2 separate regions of the Mus musculus genome follow, and region 1 is linked to region 2. A link is a loop called in an ENCODE intact Hi-C map of the cell type or tissue named here. Cell type or tissue: left cerebral cortex. All regions are shown on one strand. Each heading gives the region's core, and the rest is flanking DNA. Links, peaks and the distances in the headings are about the cores only. Region 1 holds the start of Dpf1 (D4, zinc and double PHD fingers family 1). Region 2 overlaps Sipa1l3 (signal-induced proliferation-associated 1 like 3).

Region 1 (10,086 bases), core at 1,099-9,098, 57 kb before region 2:
TGCCCAGGCCTTGAATAGGATTGGAGGTTCAGAACTAAGTCTGTGCCTCCCTGGCAGGCCCCAATATTTGGGATGTGGCTCCTCCATCCCAAAACACAAGAACCGGCTCTGCGGGACAAAGACCGAGCCATACTGCCCTCTAGTGGCCAGTCTTTTCGGTTCTGAAGGAAGAGAAGTGACCAAGGTTGGGGGCAGAGACAGATGGAGTTTGAGGCCAGCATGGTCTACAAATCTAGTTTCAGGACAACCAGATTACACAGAGAAACCCTTCCTCAAAAAAAACAAAACAAAACAAAACAAAAACAAAATATAGATGATGATGATGATGACACTGGTTTCCAGCACTTGAGTGGCAGGATGGTGAGGCATCATGGATGAAGGAGGTGAGAATACAGGGAACTTGCTAAGTGATCAGGACACTTAGGTCAGCCAGAAACACAGAAACATATCACCTTCAGGCAGTGGGTCAGGAGCTCCTTAGGGAGGTCCCATAGAACTCTGGGATAAATATACTTACTCATATTCTGCACCTTCCAGCTTGCTATGCAACCAAAGCCGGCCTTGAATTCCTGATCCTCCTGCCTCAGCCTCTGGAGAGCTAAGATCACCCTGACCAGACCCCTACTAACCTTTCACTTCTCTCTGCCCTGAGGCTACAGCCTGGGACTAGCCACTGGGTGAAGTCCCTAATACAGCAGCCTGAACCTGCCCCCAACTTAGGCTGCCCCAGGTGTGTGACAGCACAGCTGGCCACCTTACTACTTTTCTGCCTGCTGGATTTGTCCTCAGAAATGCACACGGGACAGAGGAGTGGAGCACAAGACTAATTTGGAATTTTATTCATTTATTCAGGCAGTGAGGACAGAGCTATGAATGAAACCACAAACCTTTGGAGCCAGCATTCTTTCTCCTTTCTTTCTTCCTTTCTTCCTTTCTTCCTTCCTTCCTTCCTTCCTTCCTTCCTTCCTTCCTTCCTTCCTTCCTTCCTTCCTTCCTTCTGTGTGTGTAGCTTCGGCTGTCCTGGAACTCACTCTGTAGACTCAGAGATCTGCCCGCCTTTTGCTTCCCAAATGCTGGGATTAAAGGCACACGCCACTGCCACTGAGCACCAGTGTTCTAATGAGGGCAGGCAGACAATGGATTAACTGATTAACTGTATATATAGTATAGGTATAAAGATTCAGAAGAAGATGTATTATTAGCTCAAGATCAACATGGTCAACTCAGTGAGAGACCCTTTGTCAAATAAAAAGTAAGAAGCCAGCTAGTCAGATGGCTCAGTGGAGAAGAGCATTTCCTAGCAACCTTGTCTCTGGGACTCACACTGTTGGAGAGTGCCCCCTCCCGTGTGTGCTGTCCCTCTCTCACTTCCACTCAAGGGCCGCAGACACAGCAGGAGTGCTGACTGAGCACACCACATTCACACGTGCATACAAAAGAAATACATTAAATATTAAAAAAAAAAAGTACAACAGGTGAACTGGCAAGCCAATCATGAGCCCTGAGCTTATCCCAGGCCCCACACAGTGGGTGGGGAGTCTTGTTAGCTGTTCTCTGACATTTGGGTAATGGGATTTGGTGATGGGTGTGGCGTGCACTAAGGAAGAAGGGCACGGAGGATGAACCTTCTCAGAACACGCTGCTTTCTCTGCAGTGATCGGTAAGAGCTCATACCACTTGCATCCTTGCTCACTCCAAACTTGCCTCTTTTTTTTTTTTTTTTCATACACCTACGGTAACTTTTATTTATTTTGGTTTTTCGAGACAGGGTTTCTCTGTGTAGCCCTGACTGTCCTGGAACTCACTTTGTAGACCAGGCCAGTCTCGAACTCAGAAATTCGCCTGTCTCTGCCTCCCAAGTGCTGGGATTAAAGGCGTGCGCCACCACGCCCGGCTGTACCTTTTATTTTTAAGATTTGGTTTTAGACTTATTTCCTCTGCATTAGTGTTTTCGCACCTTGTGCGTGTCTGGTGCTCACAGAGACCAGAAGAGGATGTCAGGTCCCTGGAGCTGGAGTTTTCAGGAGAATGTGGACAGCTCAATGTGGGTGCTGGGAACCCAACCTGGGTCCTTTGGAAGAACAAGAGGCGCTCTTAATTGCTAGAATGTGAACTCCTTGAGAAGAGCAGCGACTTTGTCATTGCTGTGTCCCCAGTGCCAAGGAGAGTGCCCGCCCATAGTTGCTATGTCAATGGACAAAGACATTGATTCAACCCTTCTGTTCTGGGACAGCTTTACAAGTTAGAGCCACTCAGATAAGTAGGGACAGAAAATATAAATACTCCTTACACCCTGTGGGTCATCCACATCCCTTGGGGTGGTGGCGGTAAGGGACTAGCTGGTGGAAGAAGCCCCAGCTGGGACCCAGGCATCCCCAGAGTGGGAAGGATGCGTTAGTAGGAAGCCCAGTCCCGCCCTGTATCCCCAGCAACCAATGAGTACGCCATACTCCCAACGGCCCCTGGGACGTGTAGTCCCTACAGGGGCGCCCTCGGGCGCCGCCGCGCGCCCCTAGACTCCAGGTCCCGTCGTGCGCCGGGAGGCGCGGGGATTGGCTGAGCCACGCCCCCGGCCCGCCCCGCTTCGCTCGCGCCGCAGCCCCAAGAATGAATGAAATCGTAGCGCGCTGGGCGGCAGAGCGGGCGGCGCAGGCCGGGCTGGGCCCGCGCTCAGCGGCAGCAGCAGCGGCGCCCCGGGCCGGAGGCGGCCCAGCCGAGCGGGCCATGGCCACCGCCATTCAGAACCCGCTCAAGTCGTGAGTGTCCCTTCCCCAAGTCCGAAACCCCTCCCTCAGGAGCGGGTCCTCCCCACCGCACTCCCCCGGGCCGGGTTGGGGGACGCAGCGCGTGGATGGTATAAATGGTACTTGAGGACCCCCTTGCGTCTCACTCCCCTGCTGACCCTCCACCCCCTATTGCCCCTGGGGTTAGGTACCGGAGCCCTTCTGGATCACCGGGGCGCCTCTTCTTTGTCGCTGTCAGTGAAGGAATGTGCCGCGGGCTAGGGGGTGGTGGAGGCCGTGTCCCCACCCAGAGTGGGGGTAGGGGCTTCACTCGCCTACTCATCTCTGCTCCTCGGAGTCTTTGGGGTGCCCGACTTCCCCGGGTGGGTGGGAGGTACCAACCTTTAAGTACAGACCAGGAGCCTCACGCATCTCACCCCATTCCCCCTCATCAAAGCAGCATCCTCTTGTCGGGTCTTTCTCCGGGAACCCCGTGGCTGCAGAGTGGAAGCTAAGGCCATCCCCATTTGAGTCCTTACTGTCTCCTCTCTTTGCTCTCGGGTCTCCCAGACCTAGAAGTCCCGATGTCTCGGTCGGCTTGGACCACTGTATTCCTCCTTCTCCCCGCCCATACCCATCTAACGCGAGCACCTCCCATCCCCTTGGGGACCGGTGCCTCTGGAGCCGGTGCTGGGAGCGCCCTCCCTCTCCGGGAATTCCCTCCCTTTGGGTTTGTGCTCTACTCTCCTCAGAGCGCTGGCTGCCTGCTCGGCCGGGTGACTGGACACCCGGCCGCCGGGGTCCGAGGCTAGCCCCTCCCGGTCCCTCCTAGCTTTTTGCCACCCGATGTCAGCTTCACCTCTTTATATCTCCCTCTCTCTGTCCTTTCTCGGGATCCCGGACTCCCGGGTCCCTGCGCTCTCTATCCCCCACCCCCCCATCCCCTTTCCCAGGCGGTGACAGCCGGCTCCGAGTGACAGGAGCGTGGCCGCTCCCGCCCTCTCTCCCTGCAGGAGAGCGGCACTCCCCTCCCCCGCTCCCGGCCCGGCAGAGGAGGCGGAGGGCGAGCGCCCGCGGCGCCGCACAAAGGGGCCGGGGCTACCTCCCCCTTTCCCCACCCCCTGCACTCACGGACTTGACCTTGAGCCTGGAGCTTTGGGATGGCAAGGGGTGTGCGTCCCCAACCCCCATCCACCCACAGAAGGGTTATTTGGACCAAAGCCCCTCCCCAGTTGCTTCTGGTTTCTGGTATGGGGGGTGGGTTAGAGTTAGGGGCCAGGGATTTACAGTGGAGCATGGGGGACTGTCTGCTGCCTGGGTCAGTGTGAAGGGGAGAGTAATGATAATATGCTATGCTTGCCTCTCATTCAAAGCCACACACACAGAGGTCTGCCTTTTGGAGGGATACCCTGAAATCAGTGAAGATTGGAGTTCCAATCTGCGTTGGTGGGTCTGCAGACACGTTGGAGGAAGTGTGTGTGGTGTGCCCTCTGCAGGAGTAGAGGGGGCAGCCAATCTCTTCAGGGTACCCTCCAAAGGGTCTGTCTATTGGGCTGGAAGTGAGGACACACTTGCTCCTCAGGAGTGCCAGAGCCACAGGTCGTGGTGGCCCACGCCTTTAATCTCAGATGCAGGAGAATGTCTGCTGGTCTGGTCTACACAGGAACTCCAGGCCAGGGCTAGAGCCAAATCCCCCTGGGAAGAAGAGTCCATTGGCGCTGGCTGCAGTTCTCTCTGCCTGGATTCACACTTGGCTTGAAGCCCGCTCTGGGCCTCAGTGTTACTGTGTGTGGGTTGGGCAGCAGAGCAGTTTGCATTTCCTGAAGGGGTCCGCAGCAAGGCTCGAGGAGACTGTTGAATTAGTCGTTATGGACAGCTCAAGCTGGCCTCAGACACTAAGTCAAGGAGGCTGGCCTGGAGTTTCTGACCTCCCCTTGGCACCTGTGAGGTGCTGGGATTACAAGTGTGTGCCAGCACGCTCTGCTCCATCTTTTAGTCTTGTGGGTTTTTGTTTGTTTTGTTCTGTTTTCAAGACAGAGTCTTAAAAACTCTCTAGGCACAGGCTGTGGTCGAATGCTAGGGTGACATACCCGAGCCATAGGACCTCACTAAAAATCCTGTCTCTGTCAAGCACTCTCTCTGCACAGAGCCCGACTCAAAGTATTGATGTAAATAGCGAGTAATTAGCATTATCACACAGGGCACTGGGCTCCTGGGCAGGAGCGTTGCTTGGGCAACTGAGGACTGGGAGGGCCAAGTTCTGAGGAGAGCATTCTAGGAAGGGTCTGTGACAGTGATGGGAAAGGAAAGAGAGCCGGGGCCTTTCCTGGTAGTAGCCTGGGCTTCAGAGGTGACAGGATCTGAGTGTAAGGGCTGAGGTAGAGCTGCGAAATCAAGTTGGTGTGCTGGGAATCTGGAGGGTGGCAGAGGATTGTGACAAGGACCCTCTGAGCTCAATACTGGGTCTGGAGACTGGACGTATCATGGCATGGTCTGGAGATGATACTATGTGAGGGGTACCCACACCCCTTATTTATTCCTGGGCAGGACGTAAATCAGACACCCTGCAGTGCCGGGGGACGCCTGAGATGGGTGGGTGGGTGGGTGGATGGGGACATTTGTGGAAGGGAGCTATAGCAGTCTAGAGGTGTATTGTGTGTGTGAAGTGCGGGAAACCTTGAGACTTATGATGGGTGGACCGCCCCCTGCTGGACAAGAATTTTTTTTGTATTAACACTTGATATGCTAATTTATGCTGCCACTCTAATCAGAATGCTAAGTTATTCCCCAGAGGTGGGGCTGAGTGTGAGTCGTGTGTGTGTGTGTGTGTGTGTGTGTGTGTGTGTGTGATATTCAGTAGGTCAGCTCATTCTCTGGGGATCTCTTAGGGTAGAGTGTGGGAGAGAAAAGGAGGCAAGGAGGATCCTGTAGGGACGTGTGCAGGCACACGAATTCTATATCCAGACAGCAGCCAGGGGCTGAGAACAGGTAAGGTTTCCTCCCAGGATCTCAAAGCCCTTCTCTAGAAAATGAGGATAGTCCGGTTTAACCTGGAGAGAGCTGTGTTAAGCACATAGTGAGTGTTAAGTATTCACTCAACAAATATTTGTTGAACACCTGCTAAGGCAGGCTATTTATTCTTCCTAATAACAGTGCAACCACTTTATGCCTTGGTACATATCAGATCCTCTTTGTAGATATCTTCTCGGTGGAATAAATGAATTTATAGGTATCTGCCAGGTACTAATTCCAGCACTTGCCTGGTATGGCGTCACACACTAATTTCAGCACTTGGAGAGACAGGAAAAATGGCCAGTTTGGGCTGAACAGCAAGATGCTGTCCCTAAAACAGTCACTTACCCTGTTGCTATTGTAATCTTCAGTCCGTTGAGACAGGCCCAGAACGCTTAGCTTAAGTCATGCGCACCAAGTCCCACAAGCGAGGATTTGAGGCCAGGAAGAAGGAAGGCAGTTCTGTAGTCCTTCGTAGGAGTGGACTGGGGTGGCCGCGAGAGTCATCTCTCAGTCACGATGGGTTCTCTACAGCTTGGAGTGCTAGGTGGCGTTTGGCGTGCTGGTGACACAGCTGGGTGGGCACCTGCGAGGTCCCCGCGCGCCTGTGGCCGGTTGTGCGTGAAGGTGGGGTGAATGGAAGTCTGCGAGTGTAGTGTGACTATGTGTAAGCTGCCATGTGCGCGTGTGTGCGTGCATGCGTCTGTGCACGTGGGGCTGGAAGTGCGTGTGAGTGAGCGTGTGTGAACGACTGCGAGATCCTCCATCCCTCCCCCACCCCACCCCCTGGGTCGGAGGACCCGCTAGGGACTACCACTCCCGGCATGGCCTGGGCGGCCCGCCCTGCCATCCTGATTGGCTGAGATCCTCGTGCTCCCGCCCCCTGGGAATGAATGGATGGGCGGCCTCAGCGCCCGCCCGACCGCTGGGAGGACCGACCCGGCAGGGACCTGCTGGGGGCAGGACCCGGGGAGCAAGATGGCCACGGTCATCCCCAGCCCCCTGAGGTGGTGCGGGTGGGCGCGAGGCGGGGGAGTCGGCGCGGGCGGGTCTGTGCGGCCGCGCGCGCGCGTGTGTATGTGTGTGGCCGCTGGGGGTGGGGCTGGTGGGGTGTCAGGGGGCTGTCACCGCGTGCGGGGGTGCGAGTGTATGTGACTGAGGGTGTTTAGCAAGAATGATGTCCGACGCGTTGCTCCAGGACTGGGAGAGGGCGTGGGGGAGGGGTCTCCAAGGATTTTTAGGGGAAAGGGGTCATGTCCCCTCCCAGGGATGCCAGGGTTTGAGAGAGGGTACATGGTCTAGGGAAGCTGGGGCCTGGGTACACTCGAATCCACGCTACCTTTGTCTTGGGGTGTGGAGTGTGTTGAGCGACTTATACATTGCTTTTTGCTTTGTAGCTGAATGTGTGGGTATGTATAGGGTTTCTTTTATTCTGCACTACCTATCTGAGTATTTGGGTCTCGAAGTGTGTGCACATGTCTGGCGAATCTGCACCATTTATGTTCTGTGTCTTTGGATATGGACGTGTGAGGATAGGTCTAAATTTTTGTGTGAACATGAGCAGACCTGACTGCCCCTCTGTTTCCAAGGCGTGTACCTGTGTATTTGGGGATGCATTTTAAATTTGGGGTTTCTGTGTATGTGTACCCTTGAAAATCTCAGTGATGTCTTTGTATTGTGTGTTTGGCTGGAGTGTCTTTGGATGGATATGTAAGCGCATATGTAAATGTTTATAGGGTCCCTATCTTTTGACATTGTGTGACTGTTGGGATGAGTGTTGTGTGGTGTGTTTCCATGTTGTGGGTCTTTGTGGATAAGCTGTCTCTGGAACCATCTGGGTCTCTGGATACATGACATTCATAGGTAGTTCTATGGCTTTTTTTGATTTGGATTATTTGTGTTCTGCAAGAGATGTGTGTCTGTGTGACAGAGAGAATTTGTTTGCTACTCCTTTGTGAAGATTGGGATACGTTTCTCTTTGTGTGTGAATCCCGTGTGGCCATGTGCGATTTGTTTGTATTGGGTGTTTGGCTACGTTCATGTGTGGATGGGTCCCGGTATGTTTTGGTTTGTTTTTATATTGTCTGTGAACACTTCTTAACCCGAGACATAATCAAGTTTTAGGTAGCTGCTTCCCTGCCAGCACCCTGCCCCGCCCCCGGATCCAGAGGGGTGGGAGAAGATGGGGGAGGTGAAGGTGGACCTGGCCGGCTTGCCCTTTGCGGAGCAGTGGGAACGGGCAGCCGCGGGAGGGTGCTGGGCCTCCCTGCACTAGCCCTTGCTGACAGCCGCCCGCCCGCTGCTCGCCCGCCCCCACAGCCTTGGCGAGGACTTCTACCGGGAGGCCATCGAGCACTGTCGCAGCTACAACGCGCGCCTGTGTGCCGAGCGCAGCCTGCGCCTGCCTTTCCTCGACTCGCAGACCGGAGTGGCCCAGAACAACTGCTACATCTGGATGGAGAAGACCCACCGCGGGCCTGGTACTCGCCGCGAGGCTGGGGTGGGGCGGGGCCTGAGTCCGGGGACCTCACTTTCACAGCCTCTCTCCTCCAGGTTTGGCCCCGGGACAGATCTACACTTACCCCGCCCGCTGTTGGAGGAAGAAACGGAGACTCAACATCCTGGAGGACCCCAGGCTCCGGCCCTGCGAGTACAAGATCGGTGGGTGGAGCTGTGTCCCCTGCGCCTGCTGTGGCCCCAATCAAGGCCTTCAGCCCTCCCTGCTCCCCGGCTGAACTTCGTCTTTATTATCCTGAGTGTCCCTCCAGCAGACTATCTGTCCCCGGATGTCTTGAGTTACTTTCTTTGAGTGACTGAGTTGCCAGCTGTACCTGCTATGTGGGTCATGGCAAGCAGGTGTTTGGAGGACATGGTGTCATCTATGTCTAGATGTATCAAGGCTGATTGCATGTGCTTCCCAGGGAGCTGGGATACACCTGTGTCTGACTGTGTTTCTTTCTGTGGGTGCTGAGGGCTGTCTCACTGTGTATTTGTAAGAGTTAGCAACAGTTCTCCAGCTGTGGGTTGAGACCATGCACAACATATTTACATTTATGATGTATAACTATAAAAAAATTACAGTTATGAAGTAGCAACGAAATAATTTTCTGGCTGGGGGGGTCAACACAACATGAGGAACTATATTAAATTTAGGGTCACACTTTTAGGAAGGTTGAGAGCCACTCAGGGCGTCTACTTGTGACTTGTTTGTTGCTGAGTGCTTTAGGGTGCCTGTTTCTTTCTAGGTGTTTCCAAGAGAGAAAATGTGTGGGAAAATGTGTGTGTGTGTGGGGGGGGGGTAGGTCCGTGTCTGTCTATCTCTTTTGGGTGCATATCTGATTCCATCAGGGCATCCTGTTGGGGTACCATCTGTGACAGCCTTTCTGTGTTAGGTGTTTCTTCTGGAGTTTTCCAATGTGTTCAGGATAGGCAGACATTGGTTTCATCTCTTCCTCTGTCCAAATGTGTGTGTGTGTGAAGGTCTCCTTGTATCAAGGGTGCTGGAGAGCTGGCCGGCTGTGTTTTTCCCTGTATGTCAGACTGGGTTTCTCTGTGTAAGCATGTGGACACATTTGAGTGCTTCTCCTCGGGGTTGTCTGTGAGTGTCCAGGTGTACCATAGGGCGTACCTTTGTCTTCCTAATTAATGAAGGTCTAGATTTCTCTGTGGCTCTGGCTATTTCTTTCTGAGTATCTCTGTATCCAAGGGCTTAATCCTATCTCTTCTGTGTGTCCAGCTGTGTTCAAAGGTCAGCTGTGTTCCCTGTGTGGCCGGACATCTCTCTGCATGTCCTGCCTATGTGTCTGTGTGTATCCTATTCAAATGTCTATCTAACTTTCTTTGGGTATATCTGAGGGTCTAGTTGCCTTTCTACTATGCATGCAGGTATTTATGAGGGTCCATAGTGTTCCTAAGGGTTGCCAGTGTATTGGAGTCTGGTTCTGTCTTCTTTATCTAGTAGAGCTGAGGGTGTGGCTGTGCCTTCCCAGTGTATGGATATTCTTTCCAGGGCTTGAGTCGAATCCTTCTGTCCATTGTTGGCTGTGTGTGGGACAGTGTGGGAGAGCCTGTCCCTGTCGAAAGGACCATGCCCCCACCCCCACCCCCTGCAACCCGGGCACTTTGGCCACAGCCTCTTCAACTGATACCACTTTCCCTGTGGCCCGTCCCCAGATTGTGAGGCACCTCTGAAGAAGGAGGGTGGCCTCCCGGAAGGGCCAGTCCTCGAGGCTCTGCTGTGTGCTGAGACTGGAGAGAAGAAAGTGGAGCTGAAGGAGGAGGAGACCATCATGGACTGTCAGGTAAGGAGCCCCTCCCCGGCTGCAGATGCTCTCACCACTATGCCTTCCTG
Region 2 (10,086 bases), core at 888-8,887:
CAGGTTCCCGACAGACACTGCATTTTCTGAAAGCTCAATTCTTTGTCCCTGTCAAGAAAAGACAGACTATCTCCTTCTTACGACCCCGCCCAGGCCTTAATGTTCTCCCAAAGGAAGATCGAGACAGAGCACTAGGGGATCCAAGGGTCCATTCTTTTGTGGTTTTGTTTGTTTGTTTTTGAGACAGGGTTTCTCTGTGTAGTTCTGGCTGTTTTGGAACTCACTCTGTAGACCAGGCCGGCCTCCGAGTCAGAGATCCACCTGCCTCTGTCTCCATAGTGCCGGGATTAAAGACATGTAACACCACAGTCGAATTTAAGAGTCTATCCTTGACTTCTGTTTGTCTGAGGGCCCAGTTTGCTGTGGTTTAAGGGGCTTACCAAAGCAGCCTTAACTCCAAGCAACCTTGACCTCTCTGGTTGCCCTCACACATGGCCAGCTGCCTAGGGAAACATACTCTACCATGGTGGGACATAGAAGCACTGACCCATTTATTCAGTTTCCCACAAGGTCAAGCCCCGAGCCCTGGAGGAAACTGGCGGTAGAATGGGGAGCACTGACCACCAAGCCAGAGCACCCACTGCCACTACTGAGCCATCTCTCCAGCCCCTGGAGATTTATTATTTATTTTTAATTTATGTGTATAAGTGTTTTCCCTAAATGTAAGTATGTGACCCATTTGAGGTCAGTGCCTGTGGAGATCAGAACAGGGTGGTGGATCCCTTGGAAATGGAGTTGTAGGTGGTTGTGGTGAACTGAGCCATGGTTCTCTGCAAAAGCAGGCAGTGCTCTTAACCACTGAGCTGTCTCTTCGCCCAAGCGTGTTCATTTGTTGGTTCTTTCTTATAAAATCCTCCTCCTTCTACTACTACTTTCTTTTATAAATAAAAGAGAGGGACTCAGTATGTAGCTGTGGCTAGCCTGGGACTTGCAATGTCAAGTTCTTCTATTTTTAAAACACAAACTAGTAGCTGGGGGGGTGGGGTGGGTGCACACCTTTAATCCCAGTACTTGGGAGGCGGAGGCAGAGGCAGAGGCAGAGGCAGAGGCAGAGGCAGAGGCAGAGGCAGAGGCAGAGGCAGAGGCAGAGGCAGAGGCAGAGGCAGAGGCAGAGGCAGAGGCAGAGGCAGAGGCAGAGGCAGAGGCAGAGGCAGAGGCTAGTGGATCTCTCTGAGTTCTGGGCCAACCTTGTCTACAGAGAGAGTTCCGGGACAGCCAGGGCTACATAGAGAAACCCTGTCTTTAAAAACAAACAAAAACCTAATCAACCAACCAACCAACCAACCAACCAACCAACCAACCAAATGAACTGTCGTAAACACATGGAGTTTTCAGGGCTGGGATGCGGCTCAGTAGGCACGGTGCTTGCCTGCACACACCAAGCCTTGGTTTGGACTCGATCCCCACACCACAGCTGCCTGTGTGACACTGTGCACCTGTAACCTCAGCACTCAGAAGGCTGAGGCAGGAGCTCAGGAGTGAGTGTCCTTGGCTATGTGATGAGTTCAAAGCCAGCCTGGGTTCCCTGAACCCCCGAGATGAGGGGATGGGGCTATGGATATGAATGAGAAGACAAGCAAGCTGAGCACCAGCGCGTGTTTCTCCACCTCTTCATCCCACCGCAAACACGCCTTCCTCGCCAGGACAGACTGTACCAACTTAATAGTAAGCCAAAGGAACCCTTTTCCCCCTGAAGCTGCTTCCTGTCAGTTATTTGTTCATGGAACAGTAAAAGTAACCTGAGTGGGGTGACAGTTAAATCTCGGTGGCTTAGGGTCTGAGTGTGCTGGGGACACCTGGCCAAGCTCAAAGTCAGGGGGAGAGAGAGGGGATGCAGAGCCATGAATCACAAAGGCCAGGCCTAAGGCACTGGAACCCCAAGAAGAGAGGTGTGGGCTTGGAAGAGCTAGAATCACAGGAGAAAGTCCCAGGGAGGCTGACCCCTCCCCCGCCGACCATGACTGTGACTGTGGGCAGTGTCTCCCCAGGGATCACCCACATGGTGATGATCTGGAAGAGCTCACAATTCTTGGACCAGGAGATGATCTGGGTCACCCCTGGCTACTCTAAGGCTTGACTCCTGTCCAGACTGCTTCCTGGCATAGACATGTTAGCCTAAGGGGTTCACTTTGCTGAGCCCCACTTTTGCTTCTGCCAAATGGGGATTATCAACTTATGTCCTGAAGCTGCTGGGAGGACGCCTGTATCAGTCATAAGACAGATGGCACGGACCAGACTGGAGAACTTGGAAAAAAGATGCATGCAGATGTGTCTAGTCCCTCCATTATTTTTGCTTTAAGTAGCAAACACAAAGGAGAAAGGCTGGCTTTCCAATAAATTGCTGGAGCAATCAGACATTCTTGACAAAAGAGGAAACCTGACCTAGACCTCTCACCTAAACAAAAGCCAAAACAATTAAGAACACTGAGTGCAGTGGCATCCACACAGGTGTTTTTGTGTGTGTGTGTGTGTGGGGGGGGTGGCTGAGGCAGGAGGAGCTCAATATAAAGCTATGCCTGGGATACAGATGGGCAACTTAATGAAACATTGTATCAAAATAAAAAGTTAAAAAAAAAGACCAGAGATGCAGCAGAGTGGAGCCCCTGTCTAGAATCCCCTAGTAAGGGCCTGGGGACGTGGCTCAGTGGTAGAGCCCCTGCCTAGAATTCCCTAGTAAGGGCCTGGGGACGTGGCTCAGTGGTAGAGCCCCTGTCTAGAATCCCCCAGTGAGGGCCTGGGGGCGTGGTTCAGTGGTAGAGCCCCTGCCTAGAATCCCCCAGTGAGGGCCTGGGGGCGTGGCTCAGTGGTAGAGCCCCTGCCTAGAGTCCCTCAGTGAGGACCTGGGGGCGTGGCTCAGTTTCCACTATGAAGGGGAGATGGGTAAGAAAATCAAGGACTTAAAATGCCTAACAGGAAAATGTTTGATTTATATTAGGAGAAAGAATGATAGTTTAGACATCAAAAAAATGTTTTGTTTTGAGAAAGACCCTATGAAGAAGATGAAAAGAAAAACCGAAGGCCGCTCATACAAAGAGTTCTCGAACACTGCAGAGCACTGAGTGAAGCAGAAAATGGGCAGAAGACAGACACATCACTGGAGAGGATACGTAGCTGGCAGATCAGCACACAAGATGCTCAGCAGCGTTGGCCGTCAGAGCAATGCAAATTACGGCGGCAATGAGACAGCACTATGCACCCATCAGAACAGTGAACATGAAAAAAGGAAAAAAAAAAAAAAACCAACCCAGTGGCAATGCCACATGGCAGTGAGACCGCGGAGAGACTGCAGTACGCATATGCCTCGGGTGGGAATGGGAAACGGACTTACCACATGGCAGGCCACTGTGCTGGGCACTGATCCCAGGCAAGTGGAAACTTATTTCTATGCGGAAATGTGTATGCTTGAACATACATGTTACATGTTCACAGCCGGAATATTTATAATGGCCCAAACCTAGAAACTCCCCAAGATTTTTTATTTGGGTAGATGGTTAACCGACTTTATCAACCAGCTGCACCTTCTCTTAAAAAACAAAAACAAAAAACAACAACCCAAGTCAAAACAATAACAAAACCCTTAAACTTCATTTTATGAATGAGTGTTTGCCTGCATGTATATATTTATACCACACATGTGCCTGGTGCCCGTGGAGGTCAGAGGAGGCATCAGGTTCCCTGGAACTGGAGTTACAGACATTTGTGAGCTGCTATGTGGGTGTCAGGAACGGAGCCTGGGTCCTTTGCAAGAGCAGCCAGTGCCTTCCTTAACCGTTCCCTTACTTTTTATTTTTGAGACATGGTCTCACTAAGTTGTCCAGGCTGGCCTTGGACTTACTCTGTATCCCAAGTTAGCTGTGACTTTTTGACCCTCTTGCTTTTGCCTCTTAGGGTTTTGTCTCGTCTCGTCTCGTCTCGTCTCGTCTCCTCTCCTCTCCTCTTCTCTTGTTTTTGCTGCCATTTGCAGTCTCAGTCCTTACAGAGGCCAAGGTGTTGTCCCAGCAAGCTACACATTCTAGAATCTTCTTTGCCTCTCTCACATCCTGCCATTTAGCTCATTCATGCTCCTTCGTCTCTGTTACAAACTTTCATCAATGCCTCCTGGTTCAAATGCCCTCTTCCGGGCATGGTCCTCCTGAGTGGGACCGTGCTCCCCTCCTCGCTGATGTGCTCCTCAGCCATGTGGCTTGTGGGATCTCTCTTCAGCACAAGCAAGGAGGAGCAACAGGAGCCCTGGCCACTGAGTAGGCCAGACATTCCTCTCAGAACTTTACACACCAGAAGCCCCTGGGATGTGTGCTAATGAGGGCTGCACAGCAGCCTCTAGAAGTTTTCAGAGGCTTCCTCTCCCCCTTGACTTTACAGAGGCTTAGCATCCAACATGGCGCAGAGTGGGGCTCTAAGGGCACTGCCTACCAGCAAGGACAGAAACCCAGGGTTAGGTCCAGGAGTGTGTACTTGGATCAGTCCTCCTTGTATAAGAACCTCAGGTTGGTTGGATTAGTCCCTGGGCTAGAAGCAAGTGGTTTGCCTTTTGTCAGCCCCAGTGCCCTGTGATGGAGACGTGGAACAGACCCACAAGCTGCCAATCTTGGAGCAAACTCATGCTCTCCTCACTTGTGCATATGGATATGTGCTATGCCTAAGTAGCTGGCTTCTCTCTATCATAGGTGGCATATCCCTGCAACTGACCTTTGTCTGTCTGTGTCCTCTATCTCCTCTTCCCCACCCTTTTTTTTTTAAATCTCTCTTAACTGGGCTAAGAGAATGGAGATTGTTTGTGGCCACAGTCACGTCAGGGACCACAGAGGGAGCTGAGGGGCAGAGCTTGGGTCAGGCTTCCAGGAGGAGCACAGCTCAGGTTAGGAGGCTGGCCTCTCCTTAGGGATTTCCAGTGAGGAAAAGGCTGGGGCATGCGAACAGACTACATAGAAACCTGAAAGGAGGTGGCTGGTGGGCTAGTATGTGGCATTTCCGGGCCCTTGGTCAGGGACAGCGAGAGGCAGATCTGAGGGCCAGCCGTGCCAGAGGAGACACGGGGTCACTGAGTCTGGGAGGCTGAGCGGACTGAGCACAGGGGTGAGAAGGATTCAAGATGAGAACAGGGACAGGGTGGGACTGCCACTGACACAGGGACTCAGGAGGACCTGGGATCACATTCATGGGGCCTTGAATGGCTACTGTCCAGTCTGGGTCTGCTCCAAAGGTGCCGGAGAGCCATGGAGATTTAGGGAAGATGGCTGATGCTGTCAGGTTGGAGTTGGCTCTAAGGGGGAGGGATGGAACTGGAAAGACCATGTGACCTGGATAATACTGATGGCCTGGTTTTAGTGTGTGGGAACTAGAGACAGATGAAGAGGAGGCTGGGGAGAGGATGGTTTTGCTCAAAAAGCAAACAAACAAACAAACAAACAAACAAAGAGCCAACGACAACTTCTGTCGGAGCAGCTTAGCTCTGATTTTTGTTCTTCTGTTTCTTTGTTCTAAATTTTAAGGAGACATTGCCAATACCCTGGTGGTCGTTTTCTGACCTTGGAGGGGGGAGGTCCATAAACCCCATGACATGGTGGATGAGATAGTGAGGTGCCTTTCCTAAGAAAAAAAACCTGCAGCAGCAATCACCAGATGACATCATTTCAAAAGCAAAGGGAAACTCTGACCTTTCAGGAGAAGGCTTGTATCTTGCGTAGGTGGCAGAGCCTGGGGTGGAGAAGCTCCCAGAAGGCTGTCGGTAGGGAGGGACTCTGTCGGCCCCTGCTGGTGATGCTGCAAAAGGTGTTTCTGGGAAACTGACAGGCCTGGAAAGACACAGGAGAGGGGACAGAGGCAGGGTAAGGAGGCATCCCTGAGGAGGAGGAGGAGGAGGTATACAACACACCTGCCCTTCAAGTCCAGCCAGGTTCTGGCGCCTACCCCCCCTTGGATCTACATGCAAGGAAGAGGGAAGACAGGAGAGTCCTGTCCCCTCCCTCTGTGCTCCTCACCCAGCTTTGCAGCTGGGACAGGGGCCCCTGGGGACAATTCTCTGTCCTTTCCAGGGAACAAAACTGTTCTTCTGCCCCTTCATCTAAGGAAAATTTAAATATATATATATTTTAATTAAAACCTTTTTAGATACATTTACTTTTATTTGTGTATGACCATTTTGCCTGCATGTATATATGTGTACCACATGGGTGCCCGATGCCTGCAGAGGGCATCAGGTCCCTTGGAACTGGAGTTGTAATGGGTGTGAGCCACCGTGTGGGTACTGGGAACTGAGCCCCGATTCTTGGCAAGAACAAGTGCTTTTTTTAAGCACAGAGTCATCTTTCCAGCTCCCTTACTTATTTCTGAGACTGAGTCTCACTATGTAGCTCTAGCTGGCTAGGAACCCACTACCTCGACAAGGCTGGCATTGAACTCACTGAGATCCGTAGCTTGGCTTTGTTACTCTGTGGGTTTCTCTTTCTTTCATGCTTTTCCATCCCTTTCTCCCACCCTTTCAACTCCTTAACACTAGATAAGAAAGAAAAAAGGATACAGAAGAAAGGAAAGAGGCCCCTTAGTAAAGCTGGGGGCAGAGAGGGGATGGCCCTTAGACTACTTCCTGCTGACTACAGCCAAGTTTGAACTTCACCATCAGGATATCTGATTTCTCCTTTTTGTTGTTTCTTCTTTGCACACAACTACTTAACAAACTGCAACCACCAACCACCTGGGGCCTATATACTTGGAGTTCCCAGAATTCCAAATATCACACAACTGCAGAAACTATCTGCTGCAGGCAAAAATCACACCCCTGCTAGAGCACGAGGCAAATCATAGTCAGTTACTGTCTGCAGCAGCCCCATATCCCACACCTGGGAATAAAATGAAAACATAGTTTTATAATAGTGTTTTTTAAAAAGAGACCAAAATTCCAAAATTCTTACAACAGAGATCCAGCTGTCTCTGCCTCCCAAGTGTTGGGATTAAAGGTGTGCACCGCCTTGCCTGACTGTATGTATGTATGTATGTATGTATGTATGTATGTATGTATGTGTGTGTATATATATATATATATATATATATATATATTTTTTTTTTTTTTTGGTAGAATGGGGGCAAGGCTGAGGGCCACATACCCAGCATGCTTCATCTCTTAATATATAATGTATCCAAGTGAGTATCTCAGCTGGGCCTGGTGGTCCAGGGCTGTAATGCAGGCCTCTGAGAGGTCTGGAGCAGGAGGTTTTTCAGTTTAAGGACAGACTGAATAACATAGGGAGGTCCTGTTCTAAAGAAAGGAGAGTGAGCTGAGGATGTACTCAATGGGAGAGCATTTGCCCAGCCAGCCAAAGGACAGAGGTTCAACCCTCAGTATCCATAGACACAAAACAGTATACACTAAATACCAGTATCCAAGTCCCTGAGTTGACTGCCAGCCCGAGAAGCTAGTCCTGCAGGTTCTATTGTTGGCCCTGGAAAAAACCCTTTTTCCAACCTCATATAGAGAACTTTCTGTCCCTGTCCTGGGACCCTTGGGCCAGCCCAGGAGTGGGGAGAGAAGGGAGGAATGAAGGGGAGAGCAGATGGAGACGGAGGGGTAAGAAAGGAAAATGGCCAGGCATGGCACACACCTTTAATCCCAGCACTCCGGAGGCAGAGTCAGGTCGATCTCTGAGTTCGAGGCCTGCCTGGTCTGCAGAGTGAGTTCCAGGACAGCCAGGGCTACACAGACAAGCTTTGTCTCAAAAATCCAAAAACGAGGGCTGGAGAGATGGCTCAGTGGTACTCTTTTAGAGTTCTTGGGTTCAATTCCCAGCACCCACATGGTGGCTCACAACCATCTGCAATAGGATCTGATGCCCTCTTCTGGTGTGTCTGAAGTCAGCAACAGTGTACTCACATATATAAAATAAATCTTAAAAAAAAATCCAAAAAAAGAAAAAAAAAAAAAGGAAAATGACTGAGGGAAGAAAAAGGGCAAGAGCAAGGGTTGGAGAGAGAGAGATAGAGAGAGAGAGAGAGAGAAGGGTGAGGGACACTGGACAGCAGTGGTGCCCTGGGCGTCCTTACCTCTTGCTGTGCAGTGGCTGAGACTCTCGGAAGGGCACCACGGGTGTCTGCTTCGGGAGTCGGCTCAGGGACTGGGCATGGCCGGGAGTGGCAGGGGTGGTCCATTTGGTGGCCGGCAGAGAGTTGTGGGAGGCGGGCCCACTCCACTGCCAGGGAGCATTGCTGCGGTAGGGGGGTCGGCCCCCAGGGGTGGTGGTTTCCGACTCCGTCTTGGGTTCCGAAGCATTCATATCATAGGTCTCTGGCCACCCCCTGGAAAAGCAAGTTTGTTACTTATAAGGTCTGGGCCCACCAGCACCCAGGCCTTCTTTCTGCTTGGGAGGGTCCGGCTGTCTGGGTAACAGTGGGCAATTCCAAACCATGGTGATTCATTTTAAAGCCAGAGTGGTACCTTTCAGGTCAGTAATAGCCATATGAAGCTTACATATGGCTATTACTGCTAGGCCTGAATCTCCTTTTTCCTCCAGGTCTTGGCTTCTCTTCGTCCCCTCCCTTTTCTCTGGCCCAGGCTTCTAATCAGCCAGTGTTTTAAATGGACCAGCCCCTCCTAATACCCCAAGCAGTACTTTGGGCCGGAAAAGCCAATGTCCTCAAAAATCCAAGGACAGTCTCTGCCTTGTTCCCTAGAATTTCAAATACTGCTGCAAGAGAAGCAGGTGACCTACTTTGCAAGGTGGTTTAAAAAAAAAAAAAAAAAGAAAGAAAGAAAAAAAAGAAAGAAAAGCACATGAAGCCCAGAACCCTGGAAATAGAAGCAGGCCCGTGTCTGGCTGGCACATGCACCATAGTACAGAGATCCAGCCTGGGGCATGGGCATCCAAGCTGGGCTGGCAGCTCTGCTACCTCTGTCACACAGTGTGTCACGCAGCATGGGAGGGAGCCTGAGCTTACAGAGGCTGAGCTCAGGAAAAAAAAATATCCACCTCTTAGATCGCAGGAGCTAAGCTCTGAGAGGCAGGTCCAGAGCGTCTCATCCCGATGTCCTTTGGCCTGAGACACTCAGACATGGCTGCTACAGAGCCGTGTCATGGGACCTGAGGACATGTTCGTGTCCCAGGCCCTACGCAGGGTACCTTTCTGCCTTTCTGTCCGTATGGCAGAGCTGATGTTCAGCGGTCCTTATGGTTGTTTGGGGGATCAGGAGCCCCCAGGCACCGGGTAGGGAACAGTAGGGACACAACCCTCTGACAGAGCCACCAGACAGGCCAGGCTGGCGGAGGTGGAGGAAGGCCACATATCCTGAGAACTGCTATGTGCTCTGAGCCAGGCAGATCTCACCCCTGGATGCTGGGCATGAGCATGTGATTCACACCCAACCAATCAGAAACGCCTCTCACCCTAGACAAAGTGACTAGTGCAGGATTGTCACAGGCTTTAAGCAGTTCCTATCAGAGCAGTGAGAGCAACCTGGGAGACACTTCTGAAATTATAGGGGTGGGGGTGGGGTTGGCTTACAAGCGTTTCTGCTAGGCTCCTCCCAGGGACCTAGTGGTGGCTTATGCCATCGCCTGCCACAGCCAGTTATGATGTAGGTGCAGCAGTGTATAAAAAGGACTGCCTGCCCCCCCTGCCCCCACCTCTCTCTGTTCCCACGTGTTCCTGATTGATCTCCCCCTCTCGGTCCTTCCTGTCCTCTTCTCTGCCTTCATAGCTCTGCTGCTGTCTGTCTGCCTCTCCTACATCTTTAGGCTCCCCTCTCCTCCCCTTCCCCCCAAATAAACCTCCTTTATACCAGGTCTGTCGCAAGGCTTGATTTCTCAGGGGAACACCTTGGCATGGGCCCCCCAGGCACCCCCTTACACGGTACACTGTTGTCACCGCATTTATATTTTACAACAGGGGAGTATAAAGATCTATTTTTGCAGGCGTTGCTATGCTGGGGAGACCCAGTCCAGAGCTGTGTCGCTTGTGGGGAGATTGACTGAGAATGACAGCAACTAAGCTTAAGACTTTGAATTCTGGGTCCTCTGGCCTCCACTCCCTGAGTGCTGGGATTGCAGGTGCATGCCACCACATCTGGCTCATGCCGTGCTGGGAGAACTGAACCCA

The links. Peaks named below come from ENCODE experiments on the same cell type or tissue, not always from the same donor. Only the 100,000 strongest peaks of a DNase experiment are listed, where the experiment ranks them.
Region 1: a loop joins it to region 2, with 4 times the contacts of the local background. A loop is called at or near these places in 9 of 42 quality-filtered maps.

What each region holds. Positions count from the first base shown.
Region 1 is chr7:29,301,357-29,311,442 of GRCm38, forward strand. Dpf1 (D4, zinc and double PHD fingers family 1) reads left to right here and starts at 6,645. Exons shown (of 12, transcript NM_001368371.1): 1 at 6,645-6,742; 2 at 8,055-8,215; 3 at 8,289-8,396; 4 at 9,909-10,036. The coding sequence starts at 6,714. In left cerebral cortex, for the core only: CTCF peaks have their summits at 2,495 and 5,420 (motif pointing left); DNase peaks (open chromatin) are centred at 2,509, 3,278, 4,392, 5,425 and 4 more places; H3K4me3 peaks cover 5,340 bases; H3K27ac peaks cover 4,660 bases.
Region 2 is chr7:29,358,514-29,368,599 of GRCm38, forward strand. It overlaps Sipa1l3 (signal-induced proliferation-associated 1 like 3), which reads right to left. Exons shown (of 23, transcript NM_001081028.1): 12 at 8,038-8,289; 13 at 5,658-5,795. Among named protein-coding and RNA genes, the nearest start is that of Dpf1, 56 kb to the left of the region's middle. In left cerebral cortex, for the core only: CTCF peaks have their summits at 5,750 (motif pointing left) and 7,844 (motif pointing left); DNase peaks (open chromatin) are centred at 3,213, 5,739, 6,298 and 8,858; H3K27ac peaks cover 674 bases.